4 separate regions of the Mus musculus genome follow, and all the other regions are linked to region 1. A link is a loop called in an ENCODE intact Hi-C map of the cell type or tissue named here. Cell type or tissue: gastrocnemius. All regions are shown on one strand.

Evidence for each region. A loop is a pair of places that touch in the nucleus more often than their neighbours do. Peaks named below come from ENCODE experiments on the same cell type or tissue, not always from the same donor. Only the 100,000 strongest peaks of a DNase experiment are listed, where the experiment ranks them.
Region 2: a loop joins it to region 1, with 2.2 times the contacts of the local background. A loop is called at or near these places in 5 of 42 quality-filtered maps.
Region 3: a loop joins it to region 1, with 8 times the contacts of the local background. A loop is called at or near these places in 26 of 42 quality-filtered maps.
Region 4: it touches region 1 in a loop (3-fold over the local background); 15 of 42 quality-filtered maps call a loop at or near these places.

The regions. Positions count from the first base shown.
Region 1 is chr17:70,843,057-70,851,056 of GRCm38, forward strand. It overlaps Tgif1 (TGFB-induced factor homeobox 1), which reads right to left. Exons shown (of 3, transcript NM_009372.3): 1 at 7,816-8,000; 2 at 3,116-3,342; 3 at 1,149-2,216. The coding sequence starts at 7,831. The coding sequence ends at 1,641. Among named protein-coding and RNA genes, the nearest start is that of Tgif1, 4.2 kb to the right of the region's middle. In gastrocnemius, CTCF peaks have their summits at 4,153 (motif pointing right) and 6,809; DNase peaks (open chromatin) are centred at 2,083, 3,253, 4,157, 5,875 and 3 more places; H3K4me3 peaks cover 3,848 bases; H3K27ac peaks cover 6,052 bases.
Region 2 is chr17:70,906,623-70,914,622 of GRCm38, forward strand. All of the region lies in intron 1 of Gm26510 (a long non-coding RNA gene), which reads right to left. It overlaps Gm52315 (a long non-coding RNA gene), which reads left to right and starts at 5,380. Exons shown (of 3, transcript XR_003952407.1): 1 at 5,380-5,405. In gastrocnemius, a CTCF peak has its summit at 3,813 (motif pointing left); a DNase peak (open chromatin) is centred at 1,835.
Region 3 is chr17:70,965,266-70,973,265 of GRCm38, forward strand. It overlaps Gm46595 (a long non-coding RNA gene), which reads right to left and starts at 4,256. Exons shown (of 3, transcript XR_001782184.2): 1 at 4,038-4,256; 2 at 2,468-2,603. It overlaps Gm41611 (predicted gene, 41611), which reads left to right and starts at 2,613. Exons shown (of 2, transcript NR_168105.1): 1 at 2,613-2,678; 2 at 3,656-6,540. In gastrocnemius, a CTCF peak has its summit at 3,581; a DNase peak (open chromatin) is centred at 6,167; H3K27ac peaks cover 218 bases.
Region 4 is chr17:70,750,733-70,758,732 of GRCm38, forward strand. The region is part of intron 6 of Dlgap1 (DLG associated protein 1); the gene reads left to right. Among named protein-coding and RNA genes, the nearest start is that of Gm36746, 37 kb to the left of the region's middle. In gastrocnemius, a CTCF peak has its summit at 4,390; DNase peaks (open chromatin) are centred at 4,391 and 6,306; H3K4me3 peaks cover 2,387 bases; H3K27ac peaks cover 5,357 bases.

The DNA of each region.
Region 1 (8,000 bases):
CACGAATAATTTTGTTTTAAATCTGAATCTCTCATGAAGTAGCAGATCTCTCGTTTCAGCGGCGGTCTGATTGCCCTGGCCTGCTGCGATTGCGGGTGTGCGTCCCTGCCCAGCTGATATGGCAGCTTTTGAGTTACACCTTGTAGAACAATGGTTTCTATTTACTATCTGGTCACTGAGAACCAGGATCCCTCAACTCAGAGGAGGAAAAGTGCCCTCAACCTTGATTTTTGCCTCTTTGCCAGGGCCTTGTGCATTCCTCTAGGCCTGAGTTGACTCCTTCCCCAGCTCTTGTTATTTTGGGGTTTTTTCTTTTAATGTGAGCAAGCGCTTAACATGGGTAGGCCATCAGGATTTATAGCAGTGTGTGGCTGTGACCTTTGATCCAGCTTTGAAGTGAACATAATTCTTTACCCACCTTCATTTGTACTACGGCCAAGCCACCCTCTGGCACCTTCCCTTCACTTCCGTACACCCTCTGGGTCTTCTGTGTCACTTACCAACTTTTGTTTGAGTGTTCTTTTTTTCTGGAGCAGAGACTTTCACATTTAGGCAAACTTCAGTGTGCAAGAATGTCCTACTCTCTAAAACCGCCGTCCAGAAGCTGTAGTGCACCTTGGCTTCTTAGCTGCGGCAGGAAAGCACAGGACAGGCCTTCAACAACAAAGGAGCCTCACAGCAAGCATGGCTTTGTAGGAATGATTCTGAGGCATGCGACAACCGGTTCCCTCCTGGGCAACCAGGCTTTGCAAGTAACTTTCTATCCTAACAGACCATACTTGCACATGCCGCAACAGTCAAACTTACAACCTTGGAGAGTTTAAGATAAACTCAGCGTGGGCCCTTCTGAAATACACAGCAGCTCACTGCTGGTGACCTCACTACTGATGTCATCATGAATTGATGCGGATACCTCACTACTATCTGCCATTCATCTGTAAGCAAAGACTGAGGGGCAAACTCACCCTCCAATCAAGAGGAAATCTCACCCACCCGGATTATTCACAGTGGTTTGCCGTCCACAGCTCTTCAAAGCAGTGACACACACACACACACACACACACACACAACCTAAATCAGTCTGCCCTGCCCCCATTTCCTATATTCCTACTGTGTTCTGATTGCTTCCTTCAAGAAAATGCTCTTCATTGCAATAACTTTTAAAGAAAATACTTTATTACATCATGAAAAAAGGTATCCAACAACTAGATTCATACTTGCTTGAATCTAAAAAAAAACAAACAAACAAAAAACTGAAAGTTTACTCATTAGACTGTAGGTGGGCGTCCCATTCCACATGGGAAGAGAGAGGTGCGAGGGCGTCTAAAGTATTGCACAGTCTTGGAACATAAAGAAGAGGAGTCTGGAGGAGAAGATCACATGATACTGGGAACCGTCTCACATTATGAGAAACTACCAAGAAACATTCGAAAAGAAAACCCTTTGTTTCTACAGTAGCTTTAGTTTGTAGTTCTTGGAATGACTCTATTCCACTTAAGACATCTTAGTAACAGGAAGCTTCGTCTGAGCAATCCCATGTGCAAATATTAATAGAAAAATATATAAAATAATGCATCTCTTGCCATCACCCCCGGCAATCAGGACCGTATTTTGGAGAACTGTTTTGTTTGAAAAAACGGTTAAGCTGTGAGTTTGGCCTGAAGCTCCATCTCTGCCGCTCGTTTGAGTGCAACATCCACTAGAAGCTGGAATCCACTAAAATCCTGGTTGAGGTCTGGTGGAGTAGGGGGAGGAGTGTTGAAAAGACCACTCTGAGGGTTTGGACTGGGTCCAGATTTGCAAGTGTCCTCTGGGTACACGAGAGAGGTGTCTGTAAAGTTGCTGGGTGCTATTTGCGGTACATCTGTACTCTGTCCCACACCAATCGGCTGACAGAGAGAGAAAGGCCCATCCTTCAATGCAGTCACAGTGGTATGGCAGATCACTGACGGGCGAGCCAAAATGGATCCTGGGGAGGGAGGTTTGGGAGACACTGGTCTCCCTAGGGTTGGGTTGGGTCCAACTACGCAGGAATGAAATGGGCTCTCTTCTAGAGTTGGCATGAAGTTTTTGATACCCATTGCAGCTTCAATAGAGCTAGCTTCTGAAATCTTGGCCCCACGGCGGGAAATCGTGAACTGATTTGGATCTTTGCCATCCTTTCTCAGCATGTCAGGAAGGAGCCTGCGGCGGGCGTTGATGAACCAGTTACAGACCTGAAATCACACAGGGTCTCCTTCAATACTCTCAGTTCACTTGACAAACAGGTTCTGAAAACATCCGATGTAGGAAGCCTGACTTAAAGAGGTAATAAAAGGGGCTCATCTGGCACCAAGGAAGTAGCTCAATGGTAGAGTACTTGCCTAGTACACCAGTGGCCCAACAGCAATGATTTTTAAAAAATAAACTAAAATAAAGCTTTTTTGGCCTTCCCAGCAAGTCAGAGGCACCTAAGCTGGGTCGGCCTGCCATAAGGGCAAGTTTACTTTGTCTATGCCATCATCCTTAACCCTTTCAGAGACAAGGAAAAGGCGCAAAATCTCAGATACCTGAAAATAAATAGCTTTAACGAAAGTTCACCTTTAAGTCTCTTTCAACCTACTACCTACTGCCCCAGCATTTGAGTTAATCAACTACAGGAAAACATTTCCTGTTTAAAAGAGGCCACACCTCCCAGTAACTGATTTCTCTCAGTTCAAATGACTGTGTCAACAGACACAACACAATTACCTCACCAAGGTCTGTCCTTGTTTAAATAGCAAACCAGTTTCCTGGGCAATAGAATAAGGTTTAACCTCCTTCTCTTTCAGGCACTGAAGGAAATGCTTCCTGACAGATGAATGTCAAGTGTTTCTGTCCTCTATTAAATAGCCAATTATTACCTTTTCACCCTATAAAGTTTACAATGAAAAGATCCTGTTTCTCTCTCTCTTCCCTCCCTCCCTCTACTAGGCACCAGAGAAGAGCTTATAGCCTGGCACACAGGAATGCTATAAATTGTCTGTAAATAAAGAAGAAAGTGTATGTATAGGTTAGGGGCATAGTTCAAATCTGGGCTGGAACCCCAACACCTTACGGGGCAAATTCTGGCACAAACTTTTATCTTTCTCCTTACCTGTAGTGTGGACAGGTGTGTCTGCTGGGACAGCAGTGCTTTCTCTTGCTCTGAGGGATAGGCGTTGTATCTGTGTTCATACAGCCAGTCTCGCAGAATCTGGACTGACTCCTTGGGCAGATTGCCTCTCCTCCTTCTCTTGCCAGAGGCTGCTGATGAGGAAAGGTCCAGGGGACTGTCCATGCTGTCTTCATCCTCAGAGTCACTGCCAGATGCTGCAACAAGACCTGAGAAAGGACAAGGCCCGCGGTCACTTGCTTTCACCAGCAGGGAAACTTAGTCACTTCCTTAGACTGTTCCACATCCTTGTGATTTTTCAACTACTGAGTGTGAAGTTTTCAGTCGGGGCCAAGGTGTCCAAGGAAAGGCCTGGAACACGAAGGGTGCCGGGCAGTGTGGGGAATGGCCCTCACAACCTTGTCTTTAAGGTCATCCATCACTCATGAGAGACAGCAATCCAGTGAACAAGGACATCTTATATGCTTTTTTCTCTCCTTTCGTGAAAGGCTTGCTGTTAAAGCAAGCACCGTCCATTTTTATATACTTGAAGGTTTTTTTAAGACTGTCAATTAGATATGAACCTAAATGCTACCCATCAGTCCTTAATTCTTACGTGACAAAGAAAATTGAATATGTGCAACCCACCAAAAAAGCTATTTTGGTGGTACTTTAATCCCACCAGAAATGTTAAGAATCCAAACCCTACAGAATATTTCAATCAGAGCTCAGTGACAATTCCGGCCAGTTGGACTTTGATAGACATTTTGAAGTTTAGAACACTTCTAAGAAATGCTATTAACTCCTTTCAAACCTACAAGCCAGGCATCTGTGAGACTGTCTCTGTTCATCTCAAAGGTCTTTTCTTTAACTTTGTATAGCTTTTTTTCCCTCCAATCCTAATTAAGTCCCTTTACTGATCTAGGAAATAAAACCAGAATATTCTTCACATTGATACATCAACTCCGTGAATTTTTAAAGGAATTTATTTTACAACTGGGAGCAGGCTGACTTTGTTGACACATTTTTAGCTTTGGACTGCAGGGGGCAGAAGGTGCTAGAAGGAGTTCCTACAGGAAACACTCAAAGCCCGCAAAGACAAAGTAAAAGCAGGTTCTAACAAAAGACGCGGATGATTTTGCAAATTCACTGTAGCTTAAGGCTCAACAAACTGCCACAAATAAACCACAAACACCTCCATTTTTAACTGCCATGCAATTGAAGGATTCCTTCCTGAAGATGAAATCAATCTGTTTCAAGAAAAGAAAGTCTAAAGAAAGGGCAATTTTAAACCTGAAAGAGCTTTCATTGTTCAGAATCTGAGAAACTTTAAATAAAAAACAAAACAAAACACCCATATTGAAATGAGTGAAAAACTATTAATTACAAAAAAAAAAAAAAACCAAAAAACCCAAAAACCCTCCTTTGATTACAAATGAGTTTCACATTTGCTTTGGTAACCAAGGAAAACTAACTTTTAAACATGCCAGGTTAATTGGGTAACTAAGTACATTTGAATAAAGCAATTTGCTTCAACTCCCCCAACTTCAGAAAAGCCAGACATTCTTCAACACTACTTATTTCCTTCCCCCTCTTCTTAAATCTAGGAGGGGAAAAGTGTGAAAATTTGCTCATTGAACAGTTAATTCCCAACTGTAAATTGGCAATAACAAAGTGCTTGAAACAAAAACCCCCTAAAGCCTGCCCTTTGATCCGCCTGCTTGGAGTTTGACAAGAAGCGCGGTCTTTCAGAATAGGTTAGGGACACAAAGCAGGTTTCTGTTAAGCAACACCAAACTGCCGACTCTGTTCATTTGAGAAAGAAAAAAAAAAGAAAGCCAGACCCCTAGACCTCTTTACAAGTATTTCCAAAGCATGCACAAAGGATGAAGGAAGCGGGGAAGTTTTAAGACTTGGTGCCTTGGGCACACCAGCTGATCCGTTTAGTGCTGCGAGATCACGTTTGCTACTGTCAAGGCTATTTTCATTAAAACTCCCTCCCGATTATGGCTCGACTTGGAAAAACAAAGACTTTTTTCCTCGTTACTCATTTCCTACTGTAACAGAGCTTTTGAAAAGTTTCCCAGTTAGGACTTGTTTCCAATCATCTCGCTTTGCTTACACTTTGAAAAAAAAAAATGCGGTTGGGGAGGGAGAGGTGGGTGTGGGACAGATTCGGAATCCTCTTACTCCATCCACATACAAGGAAATGTTGTTCCGAAAGCCACAAGATGGCCCGTGGAACCCACGGCTCTAGGAAGCAAATCTTGCTTCTTCACTTTCTTTTTCTGAAGTCATGAAACATGGAAGTTGGGAGGGTGGGGGGTGGGGAAGCACTTGGATATCTTGGAGACTAGAAAAAGAATATGGGGGAAAAAGATCAAGGGAAAACCAAACCTAATTAGTCTCTTCCCTATGGACAAGTAACTCGGATGGAACTTTACATCCAAGGCACTAAATCCACAGCTGGCTGGAAGTGACCCAGCCAGTTCAGCCCTAAACAGATTCAACAGGCTTGGAGACCCCGAGAGGACACTTGGTGATTTTCCTAGTTGAGCGAGCCCTCTTCCAGCCTGCTTTGAAGCCATTTTTGGAGCTCTTTCTTTTCGGGCGGTCTCGGCTTTCTACAGAGGGCACTCTATTACCATATACCAGTCTTTGTTGAAAGATGCTCACTTTCCTAAAACAGACAATAGGCGGGACAGGTTTAAGCAGTCCAGGCCCAAGGACAGGCAGGGAAGCTCACCCTCCCCTCCCAGGTAATTTCAGACAGTGGGAGGCAGGGCTGTGGAGGCTTGCAGCCGAGGGAGGGGCAAGAGGAGAGAGCAAGCAGCTTTTGTTCTTCAGCCCCAACTGAAGCCCGCCTGCTAACTGTACAAGTTAGCAACGGAGCTGGCCCCTGGTCCCTAAGGAAGTAAAGAAATGGGGCGGTGCGGTTCATATCCTCAAGGGTCTGCCCCCTTCCCAGACCCAGTGCCGAGGAAGCCTAAAAAAGGGAAAAGGAGCCAGGACAACCTTAGCAGTCTCAGCTCTCCCAATGAGAAACTCGAAATCGGTCTCAGCAAAGTTTCCTCTCCAACACGTCACCGTTCATCGTTTCCATGAGTCGGGGGGATTGACTTGGGGAACCCACGCTCTTTGGGCTGGGGACCTCGCATCTGGGGAAGGGGACACCCAAGAGGGTGGAGCCTGAATGGGAAGCTAGTCGTCAGCCTTCCTCCCCACCCACGGAAACCCAGTTTTGCATTCCCGCACCCCGGAGCCACACAAAACCAAACTACCCTCATTGAGGTGCTATTGGAGCGGAATGCCTCCCACGGGGGTCTAGATCTGTCAGCCACGTCAAGGGGTGACAGAGGTCTTGAGAAGATCCCTAAGTTTTCCCCAGAGCTCAGTTAAACTGTCCCCCAACTCAGAGCGCCCACACTCTGACTGTCCCAGGGTGGAAAGGAGCAAGGAGGCCTACTTAACCAAGTACCCGGGGTCTTCATGAGTTCCGTATGTTTCGGGGTCTCTCACAGAATAACATCCACCCAACTCTCTAAGGTAGGAAGCGCGGAGAAACCCCGTGAGGAAGCGTGTTTGGCGGCAGCTGCTATAACCGTGTTCCGTTGGAACTGCAGTCGCGGTCTAGGTCTGAAAGAATGTGGAGTAACAAACTCGAGGAAGCTCCCGGGCATGCGCACCAGCGCCCCCTTCCCCCCGCCCGCTTCTCCAAGCGATTAACTTCTGTTTTGAACCACTCCACATAAATCACAACAAAAAAAGCCAACTCCAGTCCACGACTGGAACACTCGAGGGACCTCCCAGTCAGGGACTCCAAAGTTAGCTTCAAAAGGGACTTCACAGTCTTTGACCTTTTGGGTTTTTTTTTTCCCCCCTTCCTCCCCAGTGTGTTTTGTTTTTAAACCAGACTGACGGCAAGTTTTAGTTGTAAAGCTTTGGTGGAAACAATGACAGCCTCGCTTTTTGCACTTACAACCAAGCCTGCTTGTCACACTTGGACAGTTTTCGACTGCATGGTACTTGTGTTCTAACAGCACACGCGGTCCTAAATTCATCGTGGGAAAACTTTCAGAAACTAGTAAAAATTTTAAAGTCCATCTTTCCAAAGCTATGCTCGCCCTAGGGCGATATGTGTGGGGGTCCCGGATCACATTCCTTTGATAGTGAAAAACACATCTCTTTAAAAAAAAAAAAAAAAAAAACATTGCCAGGATCCGGCGAGGAGTGAGAGAACACCCGGAACTACAAACTTTTAGACAAAAGGTAAGGCGACTGGAATTCGCCAAGGACCCCCCACAGGGAAAAGCGAGGTGCCAGGGTCTCCTAGAACATCAACCGCAAAGCCCTGCCCCAGAAACGGCACTAGAAACCACGCGGCGCCTGGGCCGAGCATGGGGTGTCAGGAAGACAATGAAACTTGGAGGCGTACAAACAAGGCGCTGAGCGTGGTTCTTGACAACGTGCCAACAGCGTGGCGCGGCTCAGCCTCCCCACAACAGCCCCTCGGGTTGTGTCTAGAAGGAAAAGAACACCAACTGCCATCAGAGACACAGCCTCAACAAAGAGAACAGCCACCAATCCAGCCGGGGAGCCACTGGTCCGAAAAGTCCCATCAAGTCAGTGTTCTCCCGATCCGGCGCGGCCCGCACATGTCCCGCACTGGTGCCCCGGGCGCTCACAGCCCGCCGCCACCTTACCCTTCTTGCTTTTCATTCTGGAACTCGAGTCCCAGTGAGAGGTGAAGCTGGGGTTTCTAGGAGCCAGCAGCCGTGGAGTGGCGGGAGGGTAGTCGATGATCCTCCTCCTATACTAGTGCTCCGGTAACTTACAAGAGAGTGTTCCAACCACTATTGCTAAACAAGGTGCTCCGGTCTCAGGCGCT
Region 2 (8,000 bases), 64 kb after region 1:
AAGAAAGTAGCAAACTCAGTCCAAGCTCCTATGAAAGAATTACACAGCATAATAGATGATCATTTATCCCAGGAGTGCAAGGGTAATGTAACATCCAGAAGTTAGCCAGTGCCACTCCCGGCATTAACACAGGGTGTGAGAAGAGCATGTGGAAATGTCAGTTATTCATCAACAAACGGACAGGTAAAGCAACCGCCCTTCCCACTATATGTGTGTGTGTCTGTGCACGAGTGTGAGTGTGTGCACACTCACGAGTGTGTGCTCATGCTTGCGCATTATCCTGCCCATCAAAACCAATTCAGTTCTGACACTTGTTACAGCTGCGTAAAATGTACATTAGGCTAAGTGAAAGAAGCCGTGTGGTATGTTGTTTGATTCTACTGAAGGGAGATTTCCAGGATAGTAGATGGATGCAGACTTTGGGCATTCACCAAGGGCCTAGAGGTACTGGAGGATTGCTTGGTGGTTTTGGAGTCCTTTGGAAGTAACCAAGATGTTTTGAAGCATTTAAAACGGTAGCTGGCAGACCAGTGAGATCATTCAGCAGATAAGGTGAGCTTACTGTTAAATATCTTCACAAAGGGAAAGTTCAAGCTCACCGATCTCAGTTGTCTTTGCTCAAAATAATCCTTTTGCCAAAGGTGGGAGGGGATGCATAATCAGATTAATTTTGAGGTATGATTTACACTGAGATATTAATATGATCTACAGATAGTAAGATGCAGCTATAACCACCAATCTATCTCATCTATCTATCTATCTATCTATCTATCTATCTATCTATCTATCTATCTATCTATCTATCTATCTATCTCATCTATCTATCTATCTATCTATCTATCTATCTATCTATCTATCTATCTATCTATCTCATCTATCTATCTATCTATCTATCTATCTATCTATCTATCTATCTATCTATCTTAGAGACAGGGTCTCACTATGTAGCCCTGGCTGTCCTGGAACACACTATGTAGACCAGGCTGGCCTCACACTCACAGAGCTCTGCTCGCTTCTACCTCCTGAGACCTGGGATCAAAGGCTTGCATGCAGCACACAGTACCCAACCTCCTATCTCATTTCCCGTTTAAATGAAACGACTCTCTAAACCTGACAGACTCTCTGTTCTATCCCAGTAGGAATATTCCTGCAGACAGAGGCTGAAAGAAACATCAAACCCAATCAGTCTACGTCAGGTTCCATCCTGTGATGTGACACAGCTTCCAGAACAGTCCTCACAACAGGTGCCCCCACCCCCAGCCCCCAGGTCACTTGCAGAGCTGGTACTTCCACTCAGATGCATCTAGAGCCATTGTGCAGACTCTTTCTTCAAAGGCAGGCATGTTGGGTGGAAGAAAATCACTGCTTCCATTACCGTGGTCAAGTAAACAAGTTCAATGTAATGCACTTGAACAAGTTCCTTCAGATCTCACTGGTGAAAGGATGATTAAAAGTCTACGCCCACTTTACGGAGTCCAGGTCACAGTTCGTCTCTGAGAAACCTACATGCTTTTGCTCCATTCTGCAAAGCGTCCTCACTGATAAAACGCCCATATAAAAATTTTGTGTTTATTATTTGGGACCCCTAAGTGTGCTAAAGGCACACTATAAAGGTGAATTGTATGATAGATGGCTATTGTTAACAGCTTTTTACACAGAGAGCTCGTCACTTACAGAGAGGATCGTCACGTACCCCCAACAGCCAGCAAGCCCCAAGAACTCAATGAATGCTCTGTGCCTTGACTGGGTTGGGGGAAATGATATGCCACACACCTAGAGAACTGCCCTGCTTTGGGCAGCATTGTCCTCTGGGCTGGGGGCCAGGAGAGAACTGGAAAGCAGAAGGAAGAAGGTCTCGCTCCAGCTCTTGCTTCCAGAGTGGCCCTGGGCCCAGCTTGAATTCCCCAGCTTGAAAAGGCCAGTGTGAGTCATAAGTCCCACCCTTAACCTGCCTTTGGAGATGCTGGGGCAAGCAGGGGCAGAGAGTGTCTGCACTCTGTACAGACTGAGGAGGCAGGCAGCAACAGGGGAGCACCTACAAATGAGCTTAATGGCAGTGCGTGGGCCTGCACCTGTAATCCAGCCATTGGTAAGCAGAGGCAAGAAATTGGGAGCTTCAGGCGAGCCTGAGCTACACAGAATGAGTCTCAAAGCAAGCGAGTAAACAAACAAACAAACAAACAAAAAACCCCACAAGGAACAAAATCAAGAGAACTTTAATTCTGTGTTCTCAGAGAACATTAAGAGCTAAACAAAGACCTAGACATGAACAATTAGAGGGACCTGTTACTTTGGCTAAGCCCCAAATAAGACCCGAGACCCCTAATAGCTGACCCCTAGCAAGCATGCCAATGGCAGTGACTCAGTTAGATGAAAATCCTAGTCCAAATCCAAAGTCATCCAGAAACGGAAACTTAGATGTCTAAAACTGGGTCCAACCTCAGGCAAGTTTGGATATTGGGCATTGGATGTGGAAACATCTGTATTACATCTGTAATGTTGGCCCTTGGAAGTCGGACACAGGAAGACAAGGAATTTGAGGGCAGCCTAAGCTACCTGAGACCATGCTCTTATCCCAAAGCATGATACCTTCCACCTTGGGCTTCTTTTTGTAAACAGTGTGAACCTAGGAGTGATGTATGTCTATACTTGCATATATGTTTGGACTTACTGGAATGGCTTGCAAGACTACAGACGCAGAGTTCCACTCCACAAGCTAGCAGTGTGACTCCATCTAAGAAGTGGCAGGCTATCACCAAGGAGGCAAGGATGCAGCCTAAAGGCAGAGGACAACAACGTCAAGCATCAACGGGCACTGGTAGGAACTGCAGAGCCAAAGACCAAGGAAACCGGAGTCTGAAAACTGAGATCAGCAGTGGCAGACAATGGCTAAATCCAAGAGAATTGCTGCTGCTGCTGCTGCTGCTTCCTGGGGTCCATCCTGTCCACACGGAGAACAGTTCTCCCCCAAACTCAGCTGGCTCCGTCTCTGGAAACATGCTCACTGACATGCCCAGAATTGAATTACATCCTACCTTTACGCATCACTTGATCATGTCAACCACCACTACCACCAAATTAGCCACCACATGACTAAAACAACATAAATCCCATTCATAATAGCTAAAGTGTCTTCATCCAAATGAGCTCAGCAAATACTTCTTCCTTTCCACCCACTGCACATGCATGGGAGGATTACAGCTTTCCATTCCCATTGACATTCTGGTGTGGCTAAATAACTTAGCCTGCCTCTCCTAAAGCAAAAGCCTGACATGAGTGAGCAGAGTCCCCACTTAACCAGTTTTGAGTGCACAGCAAGAAACAAACCTGCAAGGCATAAGCTGCCATCCACCTACACACTCTCTTCTTTGTTGTATCTGTATAGAACCTGATGAGGTAGGTATTAACGCACAGTCACAAATAAGGAAACCAGGTTGTGTTTGTGACTAACACAGCCTCAGAGCTGCTCCACATGTGACTAGTGGGCAACTGAGCTGGGGTGATCCAAACTAAGGGGCACGGTCAGTGTAAGCCACACACCACTTTAAAGAGCAGAATGAGACGAGAATATAAAATATCCTATCAGTAATTCATATTGGATGAATTGGGGCATAACTCAGTGGTAGCGTGCATGCTTACAGACACAAGGCACTGAGTTTAGTCCCTAGCACAATGAAGGCAGTGTGTACTGGGGAGCTGGAGAGGATGGCTCAGTGGTTAAGAGCGTATGCCTCCTTTGCAGACAACTGGAGTTTGATCCCCCCAAGTGGCTCACAAACCCCTGTAACTCAAAGGGCCAGGAAACTCTCTGCTCTCTTCTGGCCTCCTCTGGTACTGCACTCAGGTACCCAATCCCCAGGTATACATGTACATATATAATTACAAATAAAAACAGCCAGCTGTGGTAACACATACCTTTAATCCCTGCACTTAAGGGGTGGAGGTGGGTGAGTCTTTGTGTGTTAGAGGCTAGCCTGGTCTAAATAGTAAGTTCCAGGCTAGCCAGAGCTATCTTGTGAGAACTCTCAAAACTTTTTTAATTTTAAGTCTTTATGTGTATATTCATTATGTGATGAAATAGTATTCTAGACACATTGGGTCCAATAAAATGCCATCTTAAAATTAACTTCACCTGTTCTTAGTTTTAAAACTAGAGCTACTAAATATATACAGTTAGGTAGTCAGCTTGCATTTATAAGCTGTGTTGTGCTTTCTTTGGCTGGCACTGGCGTATAGGTTCCATGCTGAGAAGGCAGGGGCCAGTTTTTCTGAATCTAAATGCAGTATTTCTGTAGCTTATGTCTCTTTCCCCCAAGAGAGGCAACTGGCCTTCTGAAGGCATTGTGGCTGCCTGCACGTCTACATTTATATATTCATGGATTCACACAACAGATCGTTTTGTACCGTTACTGTACTCGAAAGCTCTGTAGGAGGGACTATGATTTTTGCTTTGTTCTGAATTCATGAGACCTGCTGAAGCACAAGTTCTGAACTCAAGAGACCTGCTGAAGCTCAAGTTCTGTGCTTGAAAAGTTGATCAACAGCCAAGACTGGGAGTGAATGAGATGCTCACAGCAATGCCTCTCAAAAGAGGGAAATAGGAGCTGAGTCCAGGGAGTATTGAAAAGCTATTGAAGAACTCAAGGCCCAACTCTGAAATGCCATCTGCCCCCAAGCTTTGCTGAACAGTAGCAGTCCATGAAAACTCGGCCTGCGTGAGTCAGCTCATCTCTAACCCACTTATTGAAAGGGAAAAAGAGAACAGCTCCTGTAGATGTGAGAACTTAGCACTGAGGGGAAGATGCTAAGGGACATTCTGAAATACAGTGACACACCACACAACCGCATCTTTGTGTGTGTGCACATGCGCACAGGTATGTGTGGACATGTGTCTGCATGTATGTTGCCTGCATGTGAAGATCAAAGGTCAACCTCAGGTGCCATTCCTCTTGAGGCTCCTATCTTAATTTTTGAAACCAGGTCTCTCAGTAGGACCTGGTGCTGTCTAATGAAGCCGGGCTGTCTGGTGGGCAAACCCCAGGAATGTCTTCACTTCCCCAGTACTGGGATCACAAGTGCATGCCACCATGCCACCATACCTAGTTGTTCATTATGGGTGCTGGGGATTGAACTTGGGTCCTCATGTTTTCTCAATTAGCGCTTTGCCAGTCGAGTTGTCTCCACAGCCAAGTGTCAGATTTGTCAGTGACATTTTCTGTATCTTTTACAGGTGAGCAAGTCTCCTCTGTCAATGCTTTTCAACATGTGGGCTACAGACAACTGATATATGACCAGAGTCATGGTCAATGGATACAACTCGCTCTGACCAGACCTTCGGTGAGGGTGGCCCAAGATCCTAACTTCTTACCAGGTGGTTTCTGTGTGCCCCAATGCTGGAGAAAGAGGTAAGGGCTAGGAACTATTAGAAGAGGCTTCCATTAGTCAAGGGGAGGAGAGAGTTACTCACCACCCTCTGGTGCCAAGAAATCTGCAATTCCTAAAGCTATGGGCTAATGCATCTTGCTGTTAGTGACCTGGCACGCAGGAAATCTTCCACCCACGGTGCCAGGAACACAAGACTTGGCATCTTCTTCTTCTATTTATTTATTTATTTATTTTATTATTTTATTTATTTATTTTTGGTTTTTCGAGACAGGGTTTCTCTGTGTAGCCCTAGCTGTCCTGGAACTCACTCTGTAGACCAGGCTGGCCTCAGACTCAGAAATCCACCTGGCACCGCCCAAGTGCTGGGATTAAAGGCATGCGCCACCACTGCCCGGCGACATCTTCTAATCAAACAAAGTCAGGACTTCAAGTTACACAGGGATTCTTATTTCCTATGGTAGGCATCTCTCGGGACTCACAGGGGGATGATTTCAGCTTCCCTGCGGATTCCCACATGCGTGGATGTAAAGGCCTCATATATAAAACAGCATTGTATTTTCATGGAGCTCATTCAGTCCTTCCAACTATTTAAGTAACCCAGATTGTTTAGAAAACCGATTGCAAGATCAATCTCATGTTAATGGTTACTATTCTGTATTGCTCAAGAAATAACGACTCCTCCAAAGTCCATAAATATTCAGTAAAAAGACATTTTTACCCTCAAATACTTGTTCGGTTCACAGTTTACTAAATGCAGAAAGCATCTTTTCCTTTGGGGAGTACGGCTGGTAATTTTCCTCCTTCCTTCCACAGTCCCTCCCCCTCCCCCACTCTTCTAGACAGGTCTTCAACCTTCCTGCTGTAGCTGAGGAAGTTTCTGGATTACAGATCCTTTGGCTTCCTCTTCAAAGTGCTAGGACAGAGGCAGGTACTCGTGCCCAGTCATGCCAGGCACACACTACTAACTGAACCATCTCCCAGCTCCTGTCGCTCACAGTACGAAGGAAATCACAGTCTGAAGGGAAGTGCCACGCGAATGGCACAGGACAACAGGACTGGCTGAGATTCATCTGTCTGGTCGGAACAGGGCAGCTTGGGAGCCGTTGGTTCAGCTTTTTGATTTGCTGTAGAACAAAGTAGAGCTCATGTAGGGGTCAGGCTGGCAAACTGATTGGTTTCCCACACTTAAAAAGATAACAATGAACTTGGGAGGCAGAGGCAGGTGGATTTCTGAGTTCGAGGCCAGCCTGGTCTACAGAGTGAGTTCCAGGACAGCCAGGGCTACACAGAGAAACCCTGTCTCAAAAACAAACAAAAACAAAAGATAACATTGAAATTGAGCTTCATTCAGAAAGTCTGCAATCTGAATGACAATATCCTAGAGACAAGCCTTGCTTCTCACTTTTGGCAGATTATACAAGAGGGAAGGGGTGGAAAACAAAGGCATCTAGCCGATCATTGCAGAGCTCTGCCCCTCTGGTCAGGTGCTCAGCCATGTTCCTCAGAGCTGTGATTTCCCTGTTCCTCTCATTAGCCTTGGGCTCTCCCCTAGTTCTGTGAGTGTTCGAGTTAGTTTCTGCTGGTATCCATCTTGTACTATTTCCTCCAGGGGCATAGAATGGGGAGTTAGAACAAACCTTCATGACAGCATCTGTGTTAAACCACTAATAGCACGTATGTATTCCATTTGGAATATGGAGTATAAGTGTGTCACTATAATGTAGAATGTGAAAGTGGATTTATCTTGGACATGACATTTTGTAGTAGTTTTAATGTTCTTTTTGCACTTATTTACTTTACTATGTATGTATGTATGTATGTATGTATATATGTTGTATGTATGTATACTCCATGTGTGCCTGGTTGTCTTAGAACTGCTGTGACAGATGTCTGGGAATCACATACATGCTAGGAGTCAAGCCTAGGTCCTCTGTAAGAATAACAAGTGCTCCAAACCACTGAGCATCTATCCAACCCCAGCCTTGTGCTTGAAATCGATATTAAATACACACAAGTTTCAAACCAGTTTGGTTGATTTCTGTATAAAACCCACTCTCCAGCTCCTCACAGTGATAACCACAGATATAATCAAAACCAGATTTGATATTTATATAACACTGACTACTTTATACACTTAGACATCACTTTCTGCTGTCTTCCCCCAAATTCACCTACTGAAACCCATCTTCATTCATTCATATTAAGAAGTGAGAACCTGGGGCTGGAGAGATGGCTCAGTGGTTAAGAACATTGACTGCTCTTCCGAAGGTCCTGAGTTCAAATCCCAGCAACCACATGGTTGCTCACAACCATCAGTAGTGATATCTGACGCCCTCTTGTGGTGTGTCTGAAGACAGCTACAGTGTACTGATTTATCATCCTGAGTGAGGTAACCCAATCACAAAAGAACACACATGATATGCACTCACTGGTAAGTGGATATTAGCCCAGAAGCTCAGAATACCTAAGATACAATTTGCAAAACACATGAAACTGAAGAAGATGGAAGACCAAAGTGTGGATACTTCGATCCTTCTTAAAAGGGGAAACAAAATACCCATGGAAGGAGTTACAAAACTGCCTCACCTGGGGATCCATCCCATAAACAACCACCA
Region 3 (8,000 bases), 120 kb after region 1:
ATTGTAGAAGAAGAAAACTCAATCCTGCAAGTTGCCCTCTGACCCCCACATGCATGCTCTGACACCATTCATAGCACGCTGATAGCCCTTCCAATGCCTTGTGGACTCTGTTTTAACATGTGGCCACAGGGGACATATCTTACTGTCATTTCTGACCTTGGTGTTGCAGGAAGCCCAAAGGAGGAAAGATGTCCTTGGCCTGGCCTAGCCTACAGCCTTCATCTGCTAGGCCCCAGTCCCAAGGACCCCAGAACTTGCCAACTATCTTCAGCCACTAGGAGATAAGCCATTTGGTTCCATCCCTCCAGTTCAGCTGGCCAGTGAAGTAAGCAGACAATGTCTTTGTGTTTTCTAAATCCAAAGTATCTTTTCAAAGAAAAGTGTGCCAGCAAGACTTAAAATCGAGGTCTGTTCTGATTGTCTCCAAGTCAAGTAGCAAAGGGGCAAAGGTGAGGGATGTGCTTAAGCAATAAAAAGAGAGAAATCCCAACAAAAGCCACGAACGTAAGAAAATGGATAGACCCTGAAGAGACCCGCAAGGGTATTCGCAACCTTCACAACTGTGGAGCGTGTGGAAATGCTTATTTGGTTTCTTGAGAACTGCCTGTTTCCTCTTGGTAACAATTTGATTACACCCGAAAGTCTTCTTTCCCTGGCCCAGCCTGCTGCCGCAAGGGGCCAGCTCCCTTTGTAGGTCTTCCCAAAGCCGCCATCTTAGATTGGCTATGGGTTCTCCCTCCTCTGTCCAATGCTCTTCCTCTCTCCTTCTCTTCTCCCCCTCAGCAGTACATCACGGACTTCCAGACAGCTAGTGGGCCTGCACGGCCTGCACGAATCCACAAGCCCACTAGAAGAGAGGAGTTTCGGTTTTTGTTGGGTTAATGTTCTGTGAAGAGACTGGACTGTAGAACCACTCGTCTTTAAACAGACTCGTGAGTGAGGTAGGAAAAAAATATATCTAATGTGGTACAGAATAAGAGGATGTTGGAGAAAAAAAATCCCCATGTTCTCTTTTAGTTAGGAACCAACACACAAAATGGGGAAGGAAAGAGGCTCAGACACAACCGACGCCGGGGTTAGGGAGGAGTTTCTCAGAATCACTGATTAAAGTTTGCGGCAAAATAGTTTTCTAAGATTGCTGTTTATCCAGGCAAAAGCAGGCACTGTTTCTCACTGCCTCTGTGTTTGGAAGTTCTTGTCTTTATTACATTAAAGGTTCAGGTTCTGTCATGGTTTTCAGATTGTAAATGCCCCCCCCACCCCCCCACAGGCCCTTGTGCTGAGAGCTTAATTCTCAACAGGTGGGGGCTGTTCTGGAAGGTTCTGAAAACTTTAGAATATAGTATCTCCTAGCTGAAGTAATATGTCACAGTATGGATTTGAAAATGATACTGGGTCCCCAGTCCCTCCTTAGAGCTCTGTGATTCCTATCCACAGTGAGATGGATATTTTTCTCCACATGTGGTATTGGACCAAGCAACCACAGTGGCAGCTCCCTGAAACTGTGACCATAAACATATTCTTTCTCCTTTGAGCTGTTCTCTCAGAAATTTTGGTTATAGTTGCACAAAAAGAATTAACATAGACCCCGGCAGGGAGGTGGTGGCACGTGCCATTACTCTCAGCACTTTGGAGGTAGAGGCAGGCAGATCTTTGTGAGTTTGAGGTCTACAGAGTGAGTTCCAGGACAGCCAGGGTTACACAGTGAAACCTTGTCTTGAAGGCAAACAAAAAGAAACAAGACAAAAAAAAAAAAAAAAAAAAAAAAAAAGAATTAACATAGGCTCAAACGTTGTGAAAATACTTTTTTTTTTGCAACTCAAATATGAAACTTAAGGACAATTTCTTCTTCTTCATCATCATCATTATCATCATCATCATCATCATCATCATCAATCAGCAAGCCAATCCCACCTCCTGATAGACTGAGAAAACAGAGAGCACAGAGGCCAAGGGACCAAGGGAGAGCAGGGGCACTAGGGTCATTGTCTTCTCAGCTGAGAAGTGGGCGTGGCTTTCCCCAAAATGCCTTTCAGCGAGTAGACCCCCGCTCCCAACGATGACCGAAGAATATCAGACATTTCCAAAATTGTGACTATGCTGGAAATTTGATCTATGGCTTTACTTAGTTACATTCTGGTCCAGTTCTTAGTGTTGCCGAGGTAACTGACCAGCACAGCGGCCAACAAAGGGACTGCAGAGGAAATAGGTGTCATTCTCCAGAAAGCAGATTTTAAAAAGTAGCTTTGACAGCCTCCTGGGGGTGTTACACGTTATAGCTCAATAACAGCTGTCGTTCACACTGATGGATCAGGGCAACTGACACTAGACTGCACTGTCTCTCTCTCTCTCTCTCTCTCTCTCTCTCTCTCTCTCTCTCTCTCTGTGTGTGTGTGTGTGTGTGTGTGTATCTCGTGCCTGCGTGCACGGAAAAAGGTTATTTGGGAATCTACAGTCTGCCCCTTACGTGAGCCGAAGTCCATTTGCACTGAGACGTTCAGAGAAGAGGCAGTGTAGGGAAGCATCCGGCTGTAATTTTCACAGTGCTAGCTACCAGAGTTCAGGAGGAAACAGACGTCATCATACTCCTTCAGAAGGAGGATCTGAAAGGCAACATTGTGCCCTGAGAACCCAAGACAGCAGACGCAGGATTGGAGGGATTGGGGGACTTCCTGAAGGTATGTCCGAGACGACTTTTCATATTTAAACATGAACATGCCTACTCATACACATTCCATAGAATATGACTGGTCCCGCCTTCCAAGCACTTTCAGGCCTTCTGCTCACTTGGTATTTTTCTGGTATTATTCTGATGGTATTTCCAGGAGATGGGGGTGGGGTGGGGTGGGGTGGGGGAGGAAATAGCAATAAAGAGAAGCTGGTTCACAAGGTATTTGTGTTGTCTTGATCTGTATAGGTTGCATGGCTTGGTAGCGTACATTATATAGAGCTATTAAATAGACGGTGCTCAAAATTTTTGAGGCAGGAAAATAAGGCATATTTACAACACAATTTCACACACGTCTACCGGCTTGTGACCTCAGCCTCCCCTTCTCTACAACAGATGTGATAGCAGCAATAATGATAAAGATTTGCTCACACGTTCACATGACCATGAGAGTGGAACTTAACGAAGTTGGGGGGGGGGGGGGGGGAGACCTGCCTGCAAGCCACAGGCGACTGGCAGACTAAGGTCAGGGGATAGTTTGAGCCTGGGGATTGCAAAGACCGCAGAGCTGGATTCTAGAACTTTCTAATCACTTAACAAATATTTATACATGAATTAATAGTGGATGAATGGAAGGAAAGGAGGGGAGGAGGAGAGGGAAGGAGAGGCAGGGAGGGAGGCCCTTGCTAAGGGTCCTTGCAAAAATCGAATTCCAGAAACTGCTCCCTAAATCTGGGATATACAGATGTATGACATTCCTGTTGGGGCTTTGCACAGAATTGTTCTATCTAAGGAACTCTTGGCAAAGTGGGGCCAGTGCTCTGAAGCCATCTTCATGCAGTAGTAGCTCTACAGCTCAAGTTTCTTAGGGAATGGTTTACAACAGTATCAGGAATAATAGTGACACCTAGTGACACTTCTAGTTATTGTCTCTAAAGAATCGCACTTGACAACTGATTTTTGTTCTTTGTTTGTTTTGCTCCACAGAGACTAAGTACAAAGGTGACAAGTGTAATTGGCGATTGTCACCATTTTTTTTTCAACCCGAGAGCTCTTTCTTCAAAACTGTCGCGTGTGGGCCAGCCTAGTCTACAGAGTGAGTTCCAGGACAGCCAGGGCTACACAGAGAAACCCTGTCTCTAAAAAACCAAAAACCAAACCAAATCAAAACAAAAACTAAACTAGCTTCATAACAAAAGAAAAAACTGCAGTCTGATAAACTTTCACATCCTCGTTCAGTTTCTGAATGGCGTTCTCATGGGATTTCTCCATACTAGGTTTTGCAGTAGTTTCTACATTCATATTTCAAGGCTTGTGCCCATACTGTAATGCATAGCACCTTTAAAATTCTCCATATTATCTTACTTACCAGTTTGGGTGTTTTGTCTGCATGTATGTCTGTTTACCATCTGCATACCGGGTGCCCAAGGAGGCCAGAAGACAGAGCTGGATCACCTAGAACCGGAGTTACAGCCGTTACGAACCTCCTCGCATGCTAGGAACCAAACCTGCTCCCTCTGCAAGAGCAACAATTGCTCTTAGCCAAGAGCCGCCTCTCCAGCCCCTGTAAGGCATAATAACAGTGACAGACTTACTTATCAGACTAAACAGTGATACATGCATGGGTCACGCTTGAGCTCGTAAACACCTCACTGCATCGCGCTCAAGAATGCTGCTGCATCGTGAAAGGCAGGCAAGCTGAGGTCTGCTCTGAAGAATGCCAGAGATCACTCTAGAAAAGATCCGAGTCAAGAAAAAGATGCTAAAGGTCCACACTGAGCCCAGGGCAGCTCTTGCCCAGGCTGTCACCTATTCCTCCCTGAGAGATTTTATCAGTACAAGATACGTTTTGTCTGTCATAGGTTTTTCTCCCTAAAGCCTTCCAAACTCCCCCCACCCTCCCTGCCCCCAACTCTCAGCCCTGCTCAGATTAAGATGACAACCACCTGGCCTCAAGTCTCCCGTGAGACTGCAGGGTAGAGCCTGCAGATAGATTTGTACAACTTCCCTCCTGTTTGTCTATTGTCAGTCTGGTCCAGTGTTCTGGCTAGTTTTATGTCAACTTGATACAAGGTGGTCATCAGGGAGGGGGGAACCTCAATTGAGAAAATACCTCCAATAAGATCAGGCTGTAGCAAGCCTGTAGGGCCTTTTCTTAATGAGTGACTGATGGAAGAGAACCCAGCCCGTTTGTGGGTGGCACCACACCTGGGTTTTTGTCCTAAATTTATACAAGCAGGCTGAGCAAGCCATGAGAAGCAGGCCAGTAAGCAGCTCCCTCCATGGCCTCTGCATCAGCTCCTGCTTCCAGGTTCCCGCACTGCTGGAGTTCAGGCCCTCACCTCTTTTGACAGTGAACTGTTACATGGCACTGTGAGCAACATAAACCCTTTCCTCCCCAAGATGCTTTTTTTGTCATAGTGTTTCATCACAATAGTAGAAACACTAAGACACCCAGTGACTCACATTGTTGAGCTTTTAAAGAGTAGAGGGATATTTCAACTTCCCTCTAACTGAGAAGCATCTTGACCAAGCCATGGGAGGCAATTATTGTAGGCTTAATGTTTTTTTGTTTGTTTTTTGTTTGTTTGTTTTTGTCAGAAAGCTTAGAAGCTAGATTCTGTCTAGTGAGGCCAAGCTGAGCAAGCAGGGTAACTTCTGTAGCTTGGTCTTCTTACCTAGAAAATGAGATAACCGGGGGCTGGAGAGATGGCTCAGGGGTTAAGAGCACTGACTGCTCTTCCGAAGGTCCTGAGTTCAATTCCCAGCAACCACATGGTGGCTCACAACCATCCGTAATGAGATCTGATGCCCTCTTCTGGAGTGTCTGAAGACAGCTGCAGTGTACTCATATATAATAAATAAATCTTAAAGAAAGAGAGAAAGAAAGAAAGAAAATGAGATAACAATGCATACATTATCCAGAACCTAGTGTCTTGAGAACAAAATGTAATGACAAAGGCTTTTGTAACTTCTGTACAAAGACAACAAATTGCTGGTGTCTTCTCAGGTCATCACTCTCCTGGGTCACATGAGTTGTGCTCAGATTGCATCCCGACGCTTACTAGCCAGCTGTGTTACCCTGAGACCCCACTCCCATGCCTCAATTCCTCTCCCAGACAAATAAAACCACGAAAAGACCAGCCTCGGAGGGCAGTAGTGTATCCAGCTTAGTACAGAGTGATACCGGAGAAGTTGGGGTCCCTCCTAGGGGCTCTCAGTTTTGTGAACAAAAGGATTTAAGAACAGATTCATAGGAGAGCTTAAGGCCAACTTCATTTAATATAAATACCCAAGAGAAGCACGCGGTAAACCCGGACGGCTGCCTGGAAGAGGCTAGAGAAGAGAAAGAGAAAAATCCCTGCTGCACGCACGAGTGAAGACTGCACGGAGATGAGCCCCAAGGAGGACACTCGGCCACAGGGGAGCTTTAGAGATAGGGCAAGGAAAGCCAAAGCCCCAAGAAAAGCACACTTGGGCTCTGGCCAGCTTCCAAAAGAGAGACAGAAGGGAAGGAAAAGGAAACATTGTGCCTTTCTGAGAGCCAGGACTGAGGAAAAGCGGGCAGACACAGCAGGGCCTCATGACAGCTCTGGAGCAGCAGCAGCCGGGGGATTCCAGACGGAACAGTGTCTCACTGTAGTCACCTTTTTAGCACAGCTTTGGGTGGGCCTGCCTTCCTGAGGGTTGGATCCTTGGCCAAACGATTGACCCGCCCAACTGGATTAACTTCTGTTTGTGTCAGAGACAGGGTCTCACTATGGAGCCCAGGCTTGCCTGGAAGTGACTATGTGGACCAGGCTGGCCTAGAACTTGAAGTGTTCCTACTGCCTTTGCCCCCAAAGTGCTAGAATTAAAGGACTTTGACATCGCCCCTGACTCTGGGTTAACTCTTTCTCTCTCGGGACTTATTATTTATGTGTCTATGTGTGCATATACCTACAGAAGCCAAAAGTGGGTATAAGGTCTGTCCCCTGTAGTTGGAGTTACAGGCAGGTGTGAACCACCTGATGTGGGTGCTAGAAACCCCAGTCCTCCCCAAGAGCAGCAAGCATTCCAAACCGTCTCCCCAACCCACTGGATTAACTCTTAAAGGCAGGAGACAAGAAGGATCAAATTTAATCCTGGCACTAGGGAGGCAGATCCCTGAGTTCAAGGCCAGCCTGGTCTACAGAGCGGGTTCTAGGACAGCCAGGGCTACACAGAGACATTGTCTCGAAAAACCATCCACCCATAAGGTGGTGGTGGCGGTGGCAGTGGTACAACTGGACAGATGGCTCAATGGTTAAGAGGACTGTTTGCTCTGAGTTTCTGAGGACCCAGTTCAATCCCAGCAACCACACGGCAGCTTGCAACCATGTCTAACTCCACCTCCAGAGGAGTCAACACCCTCACACACATGCATGCAGGCAAAACACCAATGCACGTATAATAAAAAAATATTTAAATCATTTAAAAAAATTCAGGAAACAATGGCACATGTTCATCTAGAGACAGATTCTTTTTTTTTTTTTTTTCTATAATAGGAAACGGCTCAGAACATTTTATTTATTGAGACAGGGTGTAGCCCAGGCTGGCCCCAATACTATATACCCAAGATGAGCTTCAACTTCAGATCCTCCTGCCTTTGTCTCCCCAGTGCTTGAATCACAGGCCTGTGCTGCCAACACTTGTACTTTTATGAGGTGTTGGAGATGGACCCTGAGGCTCCACGAGTAAATACCAGTGGCCCACATCCTCAGGCCCCTTCACGCCATATCTTATCCTAGTCGGCCATCACTGGGAAGAGAGGCCCCTTGGTCTTGCAAACTTTATATGTCCCAGTACAGGGGAAAGCCAGGGCCAAGAAGTGGGAGTGGATGGGTAGGGGAGCAGGGCAGGGGGAGGGTATAGGGAACTTCCAGGATAGCATTTGAAATGTATATAAAGAAAATACCTAACTAAAAAAACTACTCACGGGGAGTGGTGGTGCATGCCTTTTATCCCAGCACTTGGGAGGCAGAGGCAGGCTGATTTCTGAGTTCGAGGCCAGCCTGGTCTACACAGTGAGTTCCAGGACAGTCAGGGCTATACAGGGAAACACTGTCTCGAAAAACCAAAACCAAACCAAACCAAAAACTACTTAAAAAAAAAAAAAAAAAGGTTTATACACACACACATACACACACACACACTAATGGCCATAGACCTCAAAGAGGACACTGTTAGATTTATTTATTGGACATTGATTTTGCTTTGTCTTAAACATTGAAAGTACCTCTTGGTACCCTACACCAGTCTTTTCAATCCGGCCATAATGAGACACAGCTAGACTGGAGGTCAGTGGGCCAAG
Region 4 (8,000 bases), 92 kb before region 1:
GAGACCAGCTACAGCCTTGGGTTCATTAACACACAGTGAATGGGGGATAGAGGTTGGAGTAACTTGATAACAATTTTAATCTTGACTTCAAAGGGACTGGAAGGTTGCTGGGTTTTGTTTCGTTTAACTGAAAATTTTTGGCAAATGACAAGCATCCGCGCCCCACCTGTCTCTTTATCCACGCTAGAAATACATCCCTGTACATGGTAGGTGTGTGCTCTACGGCAGGGCTATACGCTACGGAGGCAGGGCAAGTTCAGCCGTCAGGGATACTTTAAATAGTCTTGTAGTCAGAAAGATCCCCCAGGAGCACCTGGAAAGTTTCTTCCGATTTGTGCCCTCGGCTGTCGAGGAGCAGCAGTTAAAGAGAGTCTGTCCTTCTCAGGGCTGCTCTTGCTATCTGAGTATGCATAAGAAACCCGCATCCTAACACGCATCCTTTCTCTGAGGCCATTACAGATTAACTTGTAGAGTTTTCCCTTTGAAAAAGGAGGAAGGAGTGAGATGAATAATTAAGAGCTAACCTTCAGAGACCCTGGGAGGCTTGCACCTCCCACAGGCCCCGCCCTCCCCGGACCCTGCTGGAACTAACCGGAAGGAAAGAACGGTTTCCTTTCTGGCTTCTCCACAAATCGCGGTTTCCAAGGCACAAGATTCCCGACCTCCTTCTTCAGGCCGCTCTCAGTGCCAGGCACTGAGACAAGGAGGCATCACCTGAGGCTGAGATTTAGCAGACCCGGGCTCCCGTAGATGTGATTTGTGAACAGGCCTCTCACTTCCTGAAGCAGCACAGAGGACTACCATGCGCTGGATACTCTCCTCCCATTCCGGAGCGCGCTATGGCCTTGGCCCCAGGAAGAGTGAATCGCGGCTGAGATCTGTTTACTAAACCCAGGCCGGCAGACGTTTGTGGTCCCCATTTGGGTTTGTCCTAACACTCAGGGACTCCATGCTAGTTCTGTTGAAATGAGAAGGGTTCTTGGAAAGATGCCATGATAAAACCCAAATCGTGAGTGTAACCTAAAATAAGAGACTTTCAAACCAGGCTGAAGATGCAGCTAAGTTTGTGGAGTACTTGACTAGCATGCAAAAAAAAAGTAATGGTTTTAGTCGCAGTACTTCGTTTAACAAAAAAAAAAAAAAAAAAAAGGCTTAGTGGTCCATGCCTGTAACCCCACCCCTTAGGAGGTGAGTAAGATCAGAAGTTCAAGGTGGTTCAAGCTCAATATCAAAACAAAACAACGAAGGTTCTCAGAAGGGAGAACAACTACCTTGGTGTGTCTGTGATCCCAACCCTTGGCAAGTTTGAAGCTGGAGGATGAGGGGCTCGAGGTCAGCTTCGAGTACACAGCGAGTTCTAGGGCAGCCTAGGCCGTGGGAGACAAAAACCCAGTAATGATGAGTGGAAAGAACTCGTGGGAAGCAAAGCAGTCACAGATAAGGGAGGTTTGGTATCCCGGGCCCTCAGCAGCAATCTCATCGGACCTGAGTGCACCACCAGGCAGACAAGGGAGGATGTTAGCTGGATAAGGCACAGGAGTAGAGATACGTTCCTCATGTTGATGAGAATAGAATCCCAGGCCTCAGGCATGGATGACTATCCAAGCATCTCAACACTGGCGTTCGACGTACTAGCTCTGTGGCAAAAGCTGACTAGTCGTAGCTGAACTTAGCCAGCACTTGACGAGTGCCAACAGAACTGGCCACAACTGCCTATGTAGTAGCTTTGGTAGCTTTGGAGCATTGACTGTAGAACACCCTCATGTGCTGTGTCCTAGTGTACTAGAACATTCAGCTACTGTCTCTTGTATAGTATTTGCATGTAGCCTGTTGCACATCCGGCAATATAAGCCATTTTGAGATTACTTCTTACAGAAATTCAATTTCTTTCTAACTGCAAATGCTTTATAAATATTGTTTTTTTTTATTTTGTGGTTCTAGAGAGCAAACCCAGGACCTGCCCAATACCAGCTAAGCACTCTACTACTGAAATAGACATATATATATATATATATATATATATATATATGTATGTATGTATGTATATATATACTCTAATACTGATATAGACCCATAAGCCTCACTCGGGATGGCCTGGAACTTGCTATATAGACTGCAAAAACCTCAAACTCATAGAGATCCTCCTGCCTCAGCCTCCCAAGTTCTGGGCTTACAAGTATTCACCAACCCAATGTTAGTTTTCTGAGACAAATATTCAACTTGTAGCACAGGCTGGCTTTCCATTTGCAATCTCCCCTGCCTCAGCCTCCTGCATGGTAGGAATTATGTGGACATACACCAAGCAAATACTTGTTATACTGTCTGTATATAGAGAATAGCAAAGAAAAGTCTGTGCGTGTTCAAAAATGAGTCAATTCAAGACAGATCAGATTAGATTAAAGGCCGGTTTCTTGGGAAGCTGCTCTGGAGGTGGGGGGAGACGGGGAGGGGAGAAAGAGTCCTCATACAAAGAGGGAAAAGGAGAGGAAAGAGAGAGACCCAAACGTCAGGATTAGATAGGAAGGAGCCACTAAGGGAATGGCAGCCCAGCCCTGGACTGGAAAATTCAATGATGGGAGCAGGGTATGCCAGGTAGGGAGTGAGGGATGCTGGGAGAACCTGGAGGCCAGGTCTGCTTTGATATATATACACCTCAGTTGCTTGTCCAGGGGTTCAAAACCAAACACTTGAACTTCTGATATTCCTGAGCTACAGGTATGTGCCACCACACCCAACGGGCAGCCGGCTTTTGTCAAAACTCAGTCTGCCCTGAGGGCTTGGTAGACCAGCTGCCCAAACAGGAAGCCTTATATAATTCTGTAACCCTGACCTTGGGCCCTGAATCTCTCTCTTCTGTAAACAGTCCATTCAACTCAGGAAGGCCTGTAGGCCAGACGGGGACATATTTTGAAAAACACACAATTACAAATGCTGAAAAAGAAAAAAAGAAAAAAGAAAAAAACAAAACAATTCCCTAAGCGTAAGAGGAAGTGACTGTGTCTGAGTCAGGGGTAGAAAAAAATCCAGAAAGTCATGGAACAAATGGCAATGACATCTTCCTGGTGATGAATGTGCCAGGACGGCCGTCTGTGTGCACAGTTGACTCAATAGCACCTGTTGGCAAAGCCGGGAGATGAAGTGCTAAAGAGATCGTATTCCCATCTGGGAACAACACCCGCTGCCTGGGAAATTAGTAACCCTGAAGACCGAAATGTCCCTCCCGATTTCAACACACGGTTCCCTGGCTCTAGAAAGGCTGTGTGGTTCACACAGGCCAGCGGCCCTACCAAGCTTACTCAGACCCCCCGGCCTTAACCTTTGCCCTTACACGATGTGGGCAAAAACAACTCTAACATCTCATGGTTTCAGGCATGGGCTGGTTTTGGCTTATAGTATTATTTGATTGTCAAGCTTCGTGGAGGTCTATACTACAGGGCTCAGACCTTAACCCCTGGACCCCGCGCCTTCTGAAGAGACACCTCCAGCATTCTTCAGTGTCCTCTAATTTAGTTAATTAATGAAAGTTTCTGAGAGGACCAGGTACTTTGATCTGAACCTCTCAAGCTTCCGTGTACCGTTTCCAGATGCAGAGCCAGGAAGCGCTGGGTCCTGTGGGCTAACAGCGACTCGGGACTGGGCCTCCATTTCTGCCCAACATTGGAAAGGGGGTAGGGCAGTGTCTAAGAGGATCAGACAGCCTAAAAACACAGCCGCTGGCATTTTACTGGGTGTAGCTGCAGTCTGGGAAGCTGATCTGGCAGTGTGGAAATCTTCAGTAATCCTTATAACACAGGAACCCAGCAGGGCTGACTGGGAAAGCTTCAAAACCCAAAAGGTGTCTGTATGTGGAATATACGAGACAAACAGGGAAAATGGGAGTAATTACAGCAGGAATCACGTTTTGTTGATGCTTTTTCAAGACAAAGCCTGAGTAAGGAGTCCAGGCTGGTCTTGAACCCTGGTCTTCCCACATCGGCCTCAAAAGGAAGAAATCACAGGCCCGAGCCTCCTGCAATGTTTACCAGACCCTGTTCCCAGTATTCTCCCTCACTGATTCTGGGGAGGAGGGGGGCGTCTGAGTCCAGAGGTTTCATTCCGTGGATAATTGTCAATGTGCTTAAATAAAAGTGAAGACTCTCTACAGGTAGATCTGCTAGCGTTTACCTTTAATTTCCGCACTCAGGAGACAGAAGCAGCCTAGTCTACATAGTGAGTTCCAGGACAGCCAAGGCTAAATATCTACCATATCTCGAAAACAACAACAAAAATGGGGACATTTTGAATGGATTCCATCTCTGCACCAGAGACAGGTCGGCACACTTCCACAAAACTTACCAGCGGGAACTGCCGCGGAGTTCCGAACACGTGCATGTTGTTCCGATGTTGGCCACCAGGGCGTGCGAGAGAGCAGGACAGCCTGCAGCACTTAAGTTTGTTTTCCCAGACTTTGTCTTGGGAGGGAGGAGGTTGGGTGCGGGGGCAGTTAGGCGAGATGCAGCTGGCTCAAAAACAATCCGTTTGTTCCCTGAAATTATCCCACTCGCCTTTTAGAAGTCAAAGGTTGCCACGTTACCTGTTGCCAGGTTCCTAAGAGTGCTCGGGGGAAAATGTGGGTGAGAATGGCTCTCCTGAAGCCTGGTGGGGTTTCAAGCTTTGCCCAACACTGACGCTGACATTTGGAGGGCAGCTGCGACGGATCTGAGTCTAGTTTGGTTGCAGGTCTAATAGAGTGGCTGTGACTTACATCCTTTACAGGCATCAAGTGCCTGGGGCTTCCCCCCACCCCACCCCCTTCTTTTAATGGCACTTAGCTTTCAGATTCCTCCCCTCCCGGGATTTCTATACAGTGCACGCTCTGTGCAAACCAGCCACGCCTCCGGAATTCCAAGTTTTGTAGCAACCTTTTAGTTGGGAATATATATGTATTATGTTTTTATATATAGATATGAATCCCAAACATTGCGTCCAAGAGACAAGCCTTTCCTTTCTTCCTGCCTCTGAGAACAATGTTTTGTTTGATTAGCCCGGGCAATGGGGCTCTCCCTCGAAAAGGCGGGGGCTATCAGTTGAATAGATCTTCAAGCCAGACATGCCGAGGCTTGGGGCGTTTGTCTGGCATTAGGAAGTGTCTGGGATCCTGGTAATCACCAACTGGCGAGGGTGTGGATGACTGCAAGAGTTATTGCCGGCCCCTCCCTCCTCGGCTCGCTCAGAGCCGCTTCCCCCCCCCCCCCCATTCAGTGACAGGGAAAAGTGTTTTCCGTGGAGGATGCCTTGAGTGGAAGTCATTCTCACACAGGCACCTCCCAGGAGCCAGAATGCATACTAACTACTGTGGGGTGCACTGTACCTCCCAGAGGTGGGCTGGCAAGCGAGTGCGCCTCACCAACCACCAGGATCTCTCTGGGTGGCCTGAAAAGGGGGAAGCTGTAAATATTTTTGAAATAGGGCAGTAATTTTTCCATGTGGACTCTGTTGGGCAGAGATTTTGCAAGGTTTTGTTAATTTTTTAGAACTTATATATACTTAGGTATTTTCTCTTTTTAAAATTGTTTGTTTGTTTGGTAGTTCTGAGGATTAAAGGCAGACCTTTTTGAGACTGCAGCAAGATTTCTACATAGCCCTGGCTGTCCTGGAACTTGCTATGTAGACCAGGCTGGCCTCAAACTCACAGGGATCCGCCAGCTGGAGAGATGGCTCAGAGGTCCAGAGCACTTGCAGAGGACCTGTGTTCCATTCCCAGCACTTACGTGAGGGCTTTTGACCATCCCGACACCAGCTGCACGGGATCCGGTCCACAGGCAGCAGGTATGCATGTGGTGGACAGAATACACAGGGGGGGGGGCGGGGGGGGAGGTAAAAATCATATGCATAAATTTAAATAAATCTTTTAAAGAAAGAAAGAAAATTGTCTGATCTGTGCTTGTGCGCCTTCCCAGGAAATGAGTCGTCACTACAGAATAATGTCCTTCTGTTCTGTGTATGAACAATGTGTGACTACACATCTTACAGATTTGTTTTGTTTGTTTATTTGTAATATTACACACACACACACACACACACACACACACACATACACATCATGTAGGCATCAAGCTCACAGAAATCTGCCTGCCACTCTAGTGTCAGGATTAACCACTAAGCCTGATGTTTTTGTTGTTGCTGTTGTTAATTAAAACTGCATCTATTTATTTTGTATGTGTATGGGCATATGCATGCCACGATGTGCATGTGGAAGCCAGAGGACAACTTTTGAGAGTCGGTTGTCACCTTCTGCCATGTGGGTCTCTGGGGATCGACTCAGGCTGTGAAGCTTGGCAGCTGGTGTGTTTACGATCGAGCCCTCTCTCAGACTCATGCAGGTCTTGTTCTTTTAATTTCTCTCGTTTGTTTTGTATGCACTTGTGTGATCTCATATGTGCGATCTGGTGTGCATTGGAAGATCAGAGTACCACTTGCAAGATCTGGTTCTTTCTCTCCACCACGTGGTTTTAGGGTGAACTTGATTAATAACTGCTTTTATACAAGTTCAGTCTGGTAGCAGCCTGGGACTCAAGGGGAAAACTGTAGGTTAGCAAGCTTGTGGTCCTGGGTTCAAAGATCTAATACCACAGAAACAACACCAATAAAAGTCCCTCGCAGGGCTGGTGAGATGGCTCAGTGGGTAAGAGCACCCGACTGCTCTTCCAAAGGTCCAGAGTTCAAGTCCCAGCAACCACATGGTGGCTCACAACCATCCATAATGAGATCTGACTCCCTCTTCTGGAGTGTCTGAAGACAGCTACAATGTACTTTCATATAATAAATAAATCTTTAAAAAAAAAAAAAAAAAAAAAAAAAAAAAAAAAAAGTCCCTCGCAGACACCTGCACAAACTAGCTCATACACACACTTATTCACATAATTTAAAATAAATCTTAAGTGGGGACAAAGAGACCAACAAGAAGGTGGTCCCTGCCCCTGCTCGCCTGTGTGTTCAATGACCACCTAACATCTGTCCTTAGGAGCTGACAGAGGATGACCAAAGTGGGCAGAGTCTACATGAACTTCCAGAAAGCCTTCTCCTGACCCACCCACCACCACCACCACTCCACCCCCACCCCGGAGTTCCCTGAGGCTTGCCACACCAGCACTGTCTTTCATTGAGAAAGTAGACAACTGGGCTGGAGAGATGGCTCAGAGGTTAAGAGCACAGACTGCTCTCGCAGAGGTCCTGAGTTCAATTCCTAGCAACCACATGGTGGTGTAAGACTCCGGGGAGCCTTAGCTTATCAGGGACCCCCAGAGTGAACCAGGTAGAGTTGAGATCAGTGCAAAAAGCAAGAGGAATTTATTGTTCCAGTGCACTGGAGTCTCACCATCACTCGGGCAGCGAGTGATGCAACTAGGCACAATATGATTGGCGGGACGGTGCACGCTTTAAACTGATTGGTCTTTAGGGAATGAGATGACTAGGATTTCCCTTGTCTGAAGGCGGGCAAGGGTCTGTCCTGCATCCTGCAGAATGTGTCCCCACCCTCAGGTCAGATCCTGCCCAGTGGTCTGAGAAATGTCAATTAGCCTCTCCCTTTTGGAGGGGCAAGTGTTTCATGGCCTTTGCAAAGTTGCAAAGCTGACATGTGACTCACAACCATCTGTAATGGGATCTGATGCACACTCTACTGGTGTGTCTGAAGACAGCTACGGTGTACTCATATAAATAAAAATAAGTGAATAAATAAATAATATTTTAATAACTTTGAGTTAAGTATGGGAGTCCACTCCAGTACTACCAGCACATTGGAGCAGAAGGATGAAGAGTTCAAATCTTGCTGGGGTGCACACTGTATTCTGAGGTACACACTGTGTGCTGGGGTGCACACTGTATGCTGGGGTACGCACTGTGTGCTGGATTCCACACTGTATGCTGGGATACACACTGTGTGCTGGGATACACACTGTATGCTGTGGTCCACACTGTATGCTGAGATACACACTGTGTGCTGTGGTCTACACTGTATG